Regions from separate parts of the Homo sapiens genome. Here region 1 is linked to region 2. Evidence: read pairs that join two places in POLR2A ChIA-PET (ENCODE). Cell type or tissue: PC-9. All regions are shown on one strand. Links, peaks and the distances in the headings refer to the core of each region. The heading gives the core; the rest is flanking DNA. Region 1 overlaps HIKESHI (heat shock protein nuclear import factor hikeshi). Region 2 has its middle 10 kb from the start of CCDC83.

Region 1 (5,383 bases), core at 283-5,282, 480 kb before region 2:
TCATCCCTCAAGCAAAACAAAACTCACAGTAACTGGCTTTAAGACACCCTACAAGTACATGTAGTTCTCCCAACAGAGCTCTCTTGACCTCTCCAACAAAAACTGTTCTGTGTGAAGTTAAGAAATCTGTTCACATCACATCATTCAGTACAGAATCATAAGCACTGCCAAAATTTTTCTCTTTTTTTTTTCCTTTTTTTTTGAGACAGGGTCTCACTCTGTCATCCAGGCTGGAGAAGAGTGGTGCGATCTTGGCTCACTGCAGCTTCATCCTCCTAGGCTCAAGTGATCCTTCCACTTCAGCCTCCCAAGTAGTGGGACTATAGGCACGTACCACCATGCCTGGCTAAGTTTTTTATTTTTTGTAGAGGCAGATTCTCACTGTGTTACGCAGGTTGGTCTGGAACTCCTTGGCTCAAGTGATCCATCCACCTCAACCTCCCGAAGTGCTGAAATTACAGGCGTGAGCCACCATACCTGGCCCCAAATTTCTTAACATGAAATTTGTTTCACTTGAATAACTCTCTACCCTCCAGCTCCCATAAAATTATGCTAGACTTATTACTTAATAAATTCTCAGTTCAATCAAGTGCCTGAAGTTACTTTAGCAAGCCTCTCCCTAACCCTGATGTGCTAGTTAGCAAGGTTTTCCCAATATAATCAAACTTAAACCCACAAGCTTGAAAGGGCACCTGAAAGGCTGAAAAATATAAACCTATTACAAATTCACCTATTCTTATATTTTAATGATACACCATTTCCTACTATGAATACTAAGCCTAATCTTTTATATATAAATTAAGAATTCTGACAGTTTAAACATTCAAAAAGTTTTCCAAACAACTAGTAAAGAACCACCCAAAACATTTTAATAGCATTTTATCATTTGTTTAATGTTGGTATGTTCTAAGTCTCTAAATATATTAAGTTGCTTTATTTTTCTGTAATAAAACATTCTGCTTTACCATCACAAATATTGCCCTGAAAATTTGTTTTCATGAATAAAACTATGAATAGTCTTGTTATAATGGAAATGATGAAAAACAATTTATTTTTTAAAAAGCCAATGGGCCAAACATATTGGTGTGCATCTGCGGTCCTACCTACTTGGGAGGCTGAGGTGGGAGTACTGTTTGAGCGCAGGAGTTCTAGGTTGTAGTGCACTACGCTGGTTGGGTGTCCACACTAAGTTTGGTAGCAATATGGTGCCCTCCTAGGAATGAGAGACCATCAGGTTGCCTAAGAAGGGGTGAAACAGCCTAGTTCGGAATGGAGCAGGTTCAAAACTTCATGCTGATCAATAGCGGGATCATATCTGTATATAGCCACTGCACTCCAGCCTGGGCAACATAGTGAGACCACATCTCTTAAAAAATAAATAAAAATAAAATGTAAAAATAAAATAAAAAGCAGACAATAAAAGAACTAGTATTATCATAATGAAAACAAATCCATTTTCCCATACTGGATCAAGTATTACTCTGGGATTGAGTTTTAGACTGTTTAACTCTACAAGAGAAAACATATGTCACTGAGAAACTATTAAAGTTTCAGATACAGTAATTGGATTAACTCATTTTTTATTGAACTTTCTCCAGATTGGATGAAATAATACAATAAGGAAATGTCTGTGTTCTTATGATCCTAAAGTGCCTCCCCAATCTCTTACGTGTCACAAGAGAAAAGACAGCCAAAAGTACAAAAAGGATAGAACATTTTCACTGTTCCCTAAGCATCTCCTGTAGGGAATAACCAAAAAGAAATACTGTGCCCCATTCCAAATTCAAAACATTGGCAAAACTGTGGCAAGAACAGGCAAAGATGGGGGAAATTAAATTGACAATTTGATTGGTATGTCTCAAAAAACAACCAATGTGTCCTGGTCTAGTGGCTGGTGACCAACTTCACCTTAATCAATGCAATGTACTCTGGGTACAAATTAGCTTGCTTCTCCTACTGTATTGCTTATGATTATTATATAGATATAAGTATTTATTTAATCTTTCATGTTTTCCAACTGAATCTTTCTGTTTTCCAACTGATATCACGTTTGTCAAAAAAACTATAAAAGTATCTATTTACATTTATTTCTTTCCTTTTAAAATCAATACATAAATACTCATATATTTATATTTTACTTTTTTTTTTTAAGACAGGGTCTCACTCTGTCCCCCAGGCTGGAGTGCAATGGTATGATTGCAGATCACTGTAACCTCTGCCTCCTGGGCTCAAGCAATCCTCCTGAGGCCTCAGCCTCCCAAATAGCTGGGACCAGAGGCATGAGCCACTACAATCAGCTAATTTTTGAATTTTTTGTAGAGATGGGTTTTGCTACGTTGCCCAGGCTGGTCTTGAACTCCTGAGTTCAAGTGATCCACCTGCCCCGGCCTCCCTAAGTGCCAGGATTATAGGCATGAGCTACCGTGCCCAGCCTATATTTTACTTTAAAATAAGCAGTTGAGAGCTCCCAAGTGAGTATCAAGAGAACATGCTTGATGATGGATGCAGAAAAATATGTTCATGATTTTGTCTTTTCAACCAATGTTGGAACCACTAAATATCCATTTGCCAAAAAAAATTTTTTTGACAGATTCCTTGCAATAAATATTAAATTTAATTCAAATTGGATCCCAGTTATAAAGGTAAAATCTAAAACTATTAAAACCTCTAGGAGAAAGTCTTTGCAACCTTGGGTTAGGCAAAGATTTCTTACATCAAAAGCACAACCCAGAAAAGAACAAACTGAAAAATTAGACTTCATCAAAATTTAAAACTTCTCTACAAAAAACACTGCTAGAGGGGATGGGAAAAAACAAAAACACTGTTAGAGAAAAGAACAGCAACAGACTGGGAAAAAATACTTTCAAATCACATACCTGATAAGGAACTTGTATCAAGAATATATATACACATGTACATATATACACACACACACACATATACATATACACATATATATACATACACACACACACATATAGAACTCTTAAAACAACTTTAAGAAAACAACCCTATTAAAAACATGTAAACGATTTGGATATTAACCAGAGAAGATATATAAATAGCAAATAAGAACATTAAAAAATGCTCGGAGGCCGGGCATGGTGGCTCACACCTGTAATCCCAGCACTCTGGGAGGCTGAGGTGGGTGTATCACTTGAGGTCAGGAGTTCGAGATCAGCCTGACCAGCACGGTGAAACCCTCTCTACTAAAAAAAATATAAAATCAGCAGGGTGTGGCGGTGCTCACCTGTAATCCCAGCTACTCAGGAGGCTAAGGCAGGAGAATTGCTTGAACCTGGGGATGGAGGTTGCAGTGAGCTGGGATGGCACCACTGCACTCCAGCCTGGGTGACAGAGTGAGACTTGGTCTCAAAAAGAAAAAAAGAAAACTGCTCAATATCACTGGTCATTAGAAAAATGCAAATTAAAACGACAAGGGAATACTACCACACACCTATTAGAATGCTTAAAACTGACCATACCAAGTGTTGATCAGAACATGAAAGAACTGGAACTTTCATACACTCTTGGTTGAAATGTAAAACAAGGCCAGGCGTGGAGACTCGCGTCTGTAATCCCAACACTTTGGGAGGCTGAGGCAGGCAGATCACCTGAGGTCAGGAGTTCGAGACCAGCTTGGCCAACATGGTGAAACCCCATCTCTACTAAAAATACAAAAATCAGCCGGGCATAATGGCGGGTGCCTATAATTCCAACTACTCAGGAAGCTGAGGCAGGAGAATCACTTGAACGTGGGAGGCAGAGGTTGCAGTGAGTCGAGATCATGCCACTGCACTCCTGCCTGGGCAACAGAGTGACACGTGGTCTCAAAAAAAAAAAATGTAAAACAAAACAACCATGTTGGAACGTAGTTTGACAATTTCTTAAAAGGTAAAACATTTAATTACTGTATGATGCAGCCATTCTACTCCTAGATATTAACCCAAGAGAAATGAAAGCATAGGTCCATACAAAGATTTGCGGACAACTGTTCACAGCAGTTTTATTTTTATGAGCCAAAAACTAGTAACAACCCAAATGTCCATCAGCAGGCAAACAGCTAAACAAATTGTGGCATATCCATACAATGGAATACTACCCAGCAATAAAAAGGAATGAACACCATATAAAAGTGAAAAAAACGGGCCAGGCACAGTGGCTAACACCTATAATCCCAGTACTTTGGGAGGCCAAGGCGGGTGGATCACAAAGTTAGGAGTTCAAGACCAGCCTGGCCAACATGGTGAAACCTCGTCTCTACTAAAAATACAAAAATTAGCCAGGCATGGTGGTGCACGCCTATAATCCCAGCTACTCAAGAGGCTGAGGCAGGAGAATCACTTGAACCCAGGAGGTGGAGGTTGCAGTGAGCCGAGATCACACCATTGCACTCCAGCCTGAGCAACAGTGTGAGACTCTGTCTCAAAAAAAGTGAAAAAAATGAACACCACAATCAAAAGGATCGACATAACATGAATGACTGTAAAAATAATTATTCTGAGTAAAAAAAGCCAGACAAAAAAAAGAATGCATACTGTATGACTTCATCTATATAAAACTCTAGAAAATGCAAACTATTTTATAGTGACATAAAGTACATCAGTAGTTGCCTAGAGTGGAGAAGAGGTGGTGGAAACAGGTCCATTCATTGATTGTGGTGACAGTTTCTCAAGTGTAGCTATATCAAAATTTATCAAACTGTACACTTCAAATATGTGCAATTAACTGTGTGTCAATTATACATCAATAAAGCTACCACAATCTGTTAATAAAAAATAAATTTTCTTTGCTTTGCTTTTTGAGACAGAGTTTCACTGTTGTCACCCAGGCTGGAGTGCAATGGCACGATCTTGGCTCACTCCAACCTCCACCTCCCAGGTTCAAACGATTCTCCTGCCTCAGCCTCCCGAGTAGCTGGGATTACAGGCGCCTGCCAGCACGCCCAGCTAATTTTTGTGTTTTTAGTAGACAGGGTTTCACCACGTTAGCCAGGCTGGTCTCAAACTCCTGACCTCAAGTGATCCACCTGCCTCGGCCTCCCAAAGTGCTGGGATTACAGGCGTGAGCCACCATGCCCAGCCCTCTTTGTTCTTTACAAGATTTCTTAAGAAAGGATAAAAGCCTGCTTAAAAAGGAAACTGAAAAATTAAAATTGGGTCCAATGGATTCTGATGGTGTATCAATAGTTAGAATACATCATATATAAATCAAATATATCTAAACACATATATCCATGATTTCATAATTCTTTAAAAAAATTGTTTTAAGTACCTTTGAAGGATGCTAGGGAATCAACTCATTTTTGAACATTCATACATAAAGAGAAAGAATGAAGCATTTATCCTGCCTTTCCTATGACAACTCCACCCCTGGGTAACAA
Region 2 (5,383 bases), core at 259-5,258:
TGCCCAGGCTGTTCTTTAGTTTTAAGAAGATGAAAAGGCAAGCCACAGTCTGGAAGAAAACGTTTGCAATACATATACCTGCCAGAAGACTGGGATCTAGAATTTATAAATAATTCCTCAAGCTCAATAGGAAAAAAACCAACTAATTACAAATGCCAAAAGATTTGAATAGATGCTCCAAAAAATAGATATATTCATGGCCAATTGGCACATGAAAAGATGCTCAATATCATTAGTTATCAGGCAAATGCAAATTGAAACCACAGTGAGATACTACTACACACCTACTGGAATGGCTAACCCTAAAAGACTGACAATACCATGTGTTGGCAAGGATGTGGAGTAACTGGAACTTTCATATATTCCTGATGGAAAAACAAAATTGTGCAACCATTTTGGAAAACAGTTTAGCAGTCTCTTATAAGGTTAAACACATATACTGTATGACCCAGCAAACCCACTCTTAGATATTTATTCAAGACAAATGAAAATGAATGTTCATAGCTGCTTGTAATACTACTTAATAAAAAAAGGAATGTTGCCAGCACTTAGGAATGAAAAAAAAAAGGGTGGGGGGAATAACTATTGATACATGCAACAACCTGGATGGGTCTCAAAAGAATTGAGCTAAGTGAAGAAGCCAAGTGTGAAAACTATATGCTGTATCATATGAAATTCTAGAAAAGCCTGGAAGCAGATCAGTGATGGCCCTGAGCTCAGGGGCTGGGGTGTGGGATTGACTGCAAGGGGGCAGGAGAGTACTTGCCGGAATAAAGGAAATGCTCTGTATCTTGATTGTGGTGGTGGTTACAAGGGTGTATAGATTTGTTAAAACCCATTGAACTATATATTTAAAATGGGTACATTTTATTGTATATAAATTGTACTTTAACAAAGTTAATTTTTTTAAAATGGTTTCAGGCTGGGCACGGTGGCTCATGCCTGTAATCTCAGCGCTTCGGGAGGCCGAGGCAGGTGGATCACCTGAGGTCAGGAGTTTGAGACCAGCCTGACCAACATAGTGACACCCCATCTCTACTGAAAATACAAAATTAGCTGGGTGTGGTGGTGCATGCCTGTAAATCCCAGCTACTTGGGAGGCTGAGGTAGGAGAATCGCTTGAACCCGAGAGGCGGAGGTTGCAGTGAGGCGAGACTGTGCCACTGCACACTCCAGCCTGGGCGACAGCGAGACTCCATCTCAAAAAAAAAAAAAAAAATAGTTTCAACCTGGGCGTGGTGACTCACCTCTGTAATCCCAGCACTTTGGGAGGCTGAGGTGCGTGGATCACCTAAGGTCAGGAGTTTGAGACCAGCCTGACCAACATGGTGAAACTGCATCTCTACTAAAAATTCAAAATTAGCTGGGTGTGGTGGTGCACACCTGTAATCCCAGCTACTTGGGAAGTTGAGGCAGGAGAATCGCTTGGACCTGGAAGCAGAGGGTACAGTGAGCTGAATTTGCACCATTGTACTCCAGCCTGGGTAACAAGAGCAAAACTCTGTCTCAAAAAAACAAAACGAAATGAAACAACAACAAAATAAATAAAGGTTTCATATTCTTTAACACTCCTCTCTTCAAGAGGTGGCATCTCTGTTCCCTCTCCTTGAATCTGGTGGTCTTATGACTACTGTAAGCAAGAGAGTATGGAAATGACTCTGTGTTACTTCTGAGGCTAGGTTATAAAAAGTCATGCAGCTTCCCCATGGTTCTTTTGGGATACTTGCTCTAGAGGAAGCCAGCTGCCATGTAAGAAGTCTATCTCCTATGAGACAACCATGCTGGAGAGGCTGAGTATAGGTACTGTGGTCCACCATTCTAGCTGACCCCACCTTATAACCCACAAAGTGCCAGACATGTGAACAAAGTCATCTTGGACTGTCCCAGCTGGCCCATCCATCCTCTAAGTATAGCTGAGTTAATCTCAGTTGAAGCCACAGGAGCGAGAGATCACCAATTACTAACCTACAGGATCTGTGAGCTGTAATAAAGTGGTGGTGGTTTTATGTTATTTATTTATTTTATTATTATTTTTTTTTGAGACAGAGTCTTGCTCTGTTGCCCAGGCTGAGTGCAGTGGCACGATCTTGGCTCACTGCAAGCTCCACCTCCCAGGTTCACGCCATTCTCCTGCCTCAGCCTCCCAAGTAGCTGGGACTACAGGTGCCTGCCACCATGCCCGGCTAATTTTTGTGTGTGTGTGTGTATTAGTAGAGACCAGGTTTCACTGTGCTAGCCAGGATGGTCTCGATCTCCTGACCTCGTGATCCGCCCACCTCGGCCTCCCAAAGTGCTGGGATTACAGGTGTGAGCCACCACGCCTGGCCTATTTTATTTATTTTTAATTTTTTTTTGTAGAGACCAGGTCTCTCTGTGTTGCCCAGGCTCACCTTGAACTCCTAGGCTCAAGTGATCCTCCCGCCTCAGTCTCCCAAAGTGTTGGGATTACAGGCATGAGCCACTGCACCCAGCCCAGGTTGTTGTTTTAAACTAATTAGTTTTGTTAGTGTATTAGTTGTCTATTATTGCACAACAAATTACTCCAAAATTTAGCAATTCAAGACAATAATAATCATTTATTATCTCCCAGTTTCTGTGGATCAGGAATTTGGGAGCAACTTCATTGGGCAGTTGTAGCTTGTTGTAACTCATGAGGTCAGATGTTGGACAGATTCTATCTCTGCCTGAAGGAGTTCTCATTTTAGGGGAAGTGATGAGCAATCAAGTTATTCTGCAATTATAAAACAGTTGGATACTTTCCAGAAAAGGGGTAAAAGCAAGGTGCTGTGGAAAACCTAATCCAGTCTTGAGAGTCAGGGAAAATTTTCCAGAGGAATTGAGATCTAAATTAAAACTTGACAATGAGCAGGAACTTGACAATGTGCAGGAAGACTGGAACATTGAGTGGGAGGGCCTGGGACAGAGGGCATTGCAAACACAAAGCCCTAGAGGTAAAAACGAAAATGATGAGTTTCTAATGGAGCAGAAGAGATTACCATGGTTGGATAATAGGCTCCCAGGGATAGGAGAGAAGTGAGACAGGAGGCTGGAGAAGCAAGTAGGGACAAATCATGGCGGGTCCTCTGAGCCATACAGAAGATTACAGGCTCTGTGATGATGACAGAAGTTCACTCTGGCAAGTGTAGAGGAGGCTGGGAACAGGCAGGACAGGGTCAGGTTCCAGAATGAGTTCCACTGACCACAGTTTCAATCTTTCTTTTGCCTAAGGGTCACTCACTTGGTTCCAGTTTCTGGTCCAAGGAGCTTGTCTCAGGCTCTGCCCTTTGCAAGATTGCAGTGACTGGCAAAAAGAATGACCTCATCTCTTTGGCTCAAGTTATCAGCTTGCCTAATCTCTGAAGTCTTCTATGACTCAGGTGAGATGCCCACCTCCACACCAGGAAGTAGTCTATGAAACTACTATTACCACACCACCAGAGAATATGTGGAGTAACACTACCTCACATCTGGAGAATGAGGCAGTATACATTCTAACTTCCATATTTTAAGAACTGTGTTTATGGAAAGGAAAATAAAATGACATTTTCAGGAATATGTACCAATATTAGCAAACCCAAGGTACTGTGCTCCATTTTTAAATAAGGGAATAATAAGGTTGTGAATTACTCCCTACACGCTTCATATGGTTTTGAGGACATACTATTTTACCCTTTATACAGCACACTAGCTAAGAACACCCACTGCCAGAAGACCACTTTCTTATTCTATGTAAATGAAATGTCTACAAAAGGCAAATTTACTGAGACAGAAATTGAGAGGCTTCAGCTAGGGCTTACACGATAGAGTCACCAACAGGGGGACTGCTTGGAGAGGAGGCTGTCCAAGTGAAGCCATCAACAGTTGAAAGGGGTATTGCAGAGAAGAATATTCTTTGACCCTGAAATTGAAAAATCCTTCTTCTATCGAATGCCCCTGACTTTGGGAACTACCCACTGAGGCATCTGGTGAGACTGAGAGATATACTTTCTGTAACCACACTTTGTTGATGCTTATTTTGTTTAAGAACATGAACTTGGGGTCAGTTCAGGGTTCTGAAGCTGCTTACTAGTTGTGTGACCTTGGATGAGTTACTCTACCTTTCTGTGTCTCAATTTCCTTATCTATAAAATGGACATAATATTGCATACTTCTCAGGGCTGTTCTGAAGATTACTGGGTACAATTCCTGGCACATAGTAGGTTCTCAATAAATGTTAATTCTTCCTTGTAGCCTTTTAACTGTTATGTGAGAATGCTGGAAAGTAGGAGAATGTGAAACTTTTCTGTGTCACATTTCCCATGTAACCAGAGAGGGCTTTCTCCACCTAGTTAGTGTCTAAATTTGATGGGACCCAAATATGCATCTTGGACCCAGCTCCAAGCCTGCACACACACACTCAGCATCAGTTAGATGGCTCACAGTCGCACCATGCCCCAAACTCATTATCTTCCACCCCCTCCAATTTGCCCCTCCTCCTCAAGGCTATGTTCCGTATTTAGTAAATGACACCAGCCTCCACTTAGCTTTTCAAACCTGAAGATTAGGAGTCATTCTAGACTGTTATTTTTTATTTTATTTTTATTTTTGAGACAGAATCTTGCTCTGTCACCCAGGCTGGAGTGCAGTGGCATGATCTTGGCTCACTGCAACCTCTGCCTCCCAGGTTCGAGTAATTCTTCTGCCTCAGCCTCCCAAGTAACTGGGATTTCAAGAGTGTGTCAGCACACCCAATTTGTGTTTTTATTACAGACAGGGTTTCACCATGTTGGCCAGGCTGGTCTTGAACTCCAGACCTCGAGTGATCTGCCCGCCTCGGCCTCCCAAAGTGCTGGGATTATAGGCATGAGCCACCATGCCTGGCCCATTTTAGACTCTTTAATTTTCCTCACCTCCAGATCTAAACAAGCTTCAAGTTTCAGCAGTCTATTGACAGATTCCATTGGCCACAGCTGGAACTGAACACATTCTACAGTAGATTTAACCGAGTCATTAATTTTCATCCAAAAGTATTTTGGATGATATTTGTTGAGCAGCTACTATGAGCTAGGCACTATGGTAGGCTCTCTCTTCACTGCCTCCTCCCTAGTACAGGTCCCAATCTTTCCTGAGTTGACTGATGAGATGGCTTCCTACCCAGCTATCCTGAATTCATTCCTGTCTTCGCATTCTTCCACAGACCCATTCCCTTGTTTAAGACCATAAATGACTTTCCACAGATCTCTTAGGAAAGAGTTTCTGACATGGCTGATAAGGCCCTCCAAGATCCAGGCCCACCCAGGTCTAGGTCAGGTCCCCTTGTTATATGCTCCAGTTGGGTTCCCCCAAAAACACCCTTATATGGGGGTTTTAGTGCAAGTAGTTTATTAGGGAGGGAGTCTTAGAA

The links. Peaks named below come from ENCODE experiments on the same cell type or tissue, not always from the same donor. Only the 100,000 strongest peaks of a DNase experiment are listed, where the experiment ranks them.
Region 1: POLR2A ChIA-PET joins it to region 2 with 8 read pairs; 2 of 35 experiments call an interaction of 5 or more read pairs at or near these places.

The regions. Positions count from the first base shown.
Region 1 is chr11:86,319,997-86,325,379 of GRCh38, reverse strand. The region is part of intron 2 of HIKESHI (heat shock protein nuclear import factor hikeshi); the gene reads right to left. It also overlaps the pseudogene RN7SL225P. Among named protein-coding and RNA genes, the nearest start is that of HIKESHI, 20 kb to the right of the region's middle. In PC-9, for the core only: no CTCF peak of the experiment used is centred there; no DNase peak of the experiment used is centred there.
Region 2 is chr11:85,842,571-85,847,953 of GRCh38, reverse strand. It overlaps a transcript of SYTL2 not described here. Among named protein-coding and RNA genes, the nearest start is that of CCDC83, 10 kb to the left of the region's middle. In PC-9, for the core only: no CTCF peak of the experiment used is centred there; DNase peaks (open chromatin) are centred at 2,733 and 3,323; H3K4me3 peaks cover 368 bases; H3K27ac peaks cover 2,939 bases.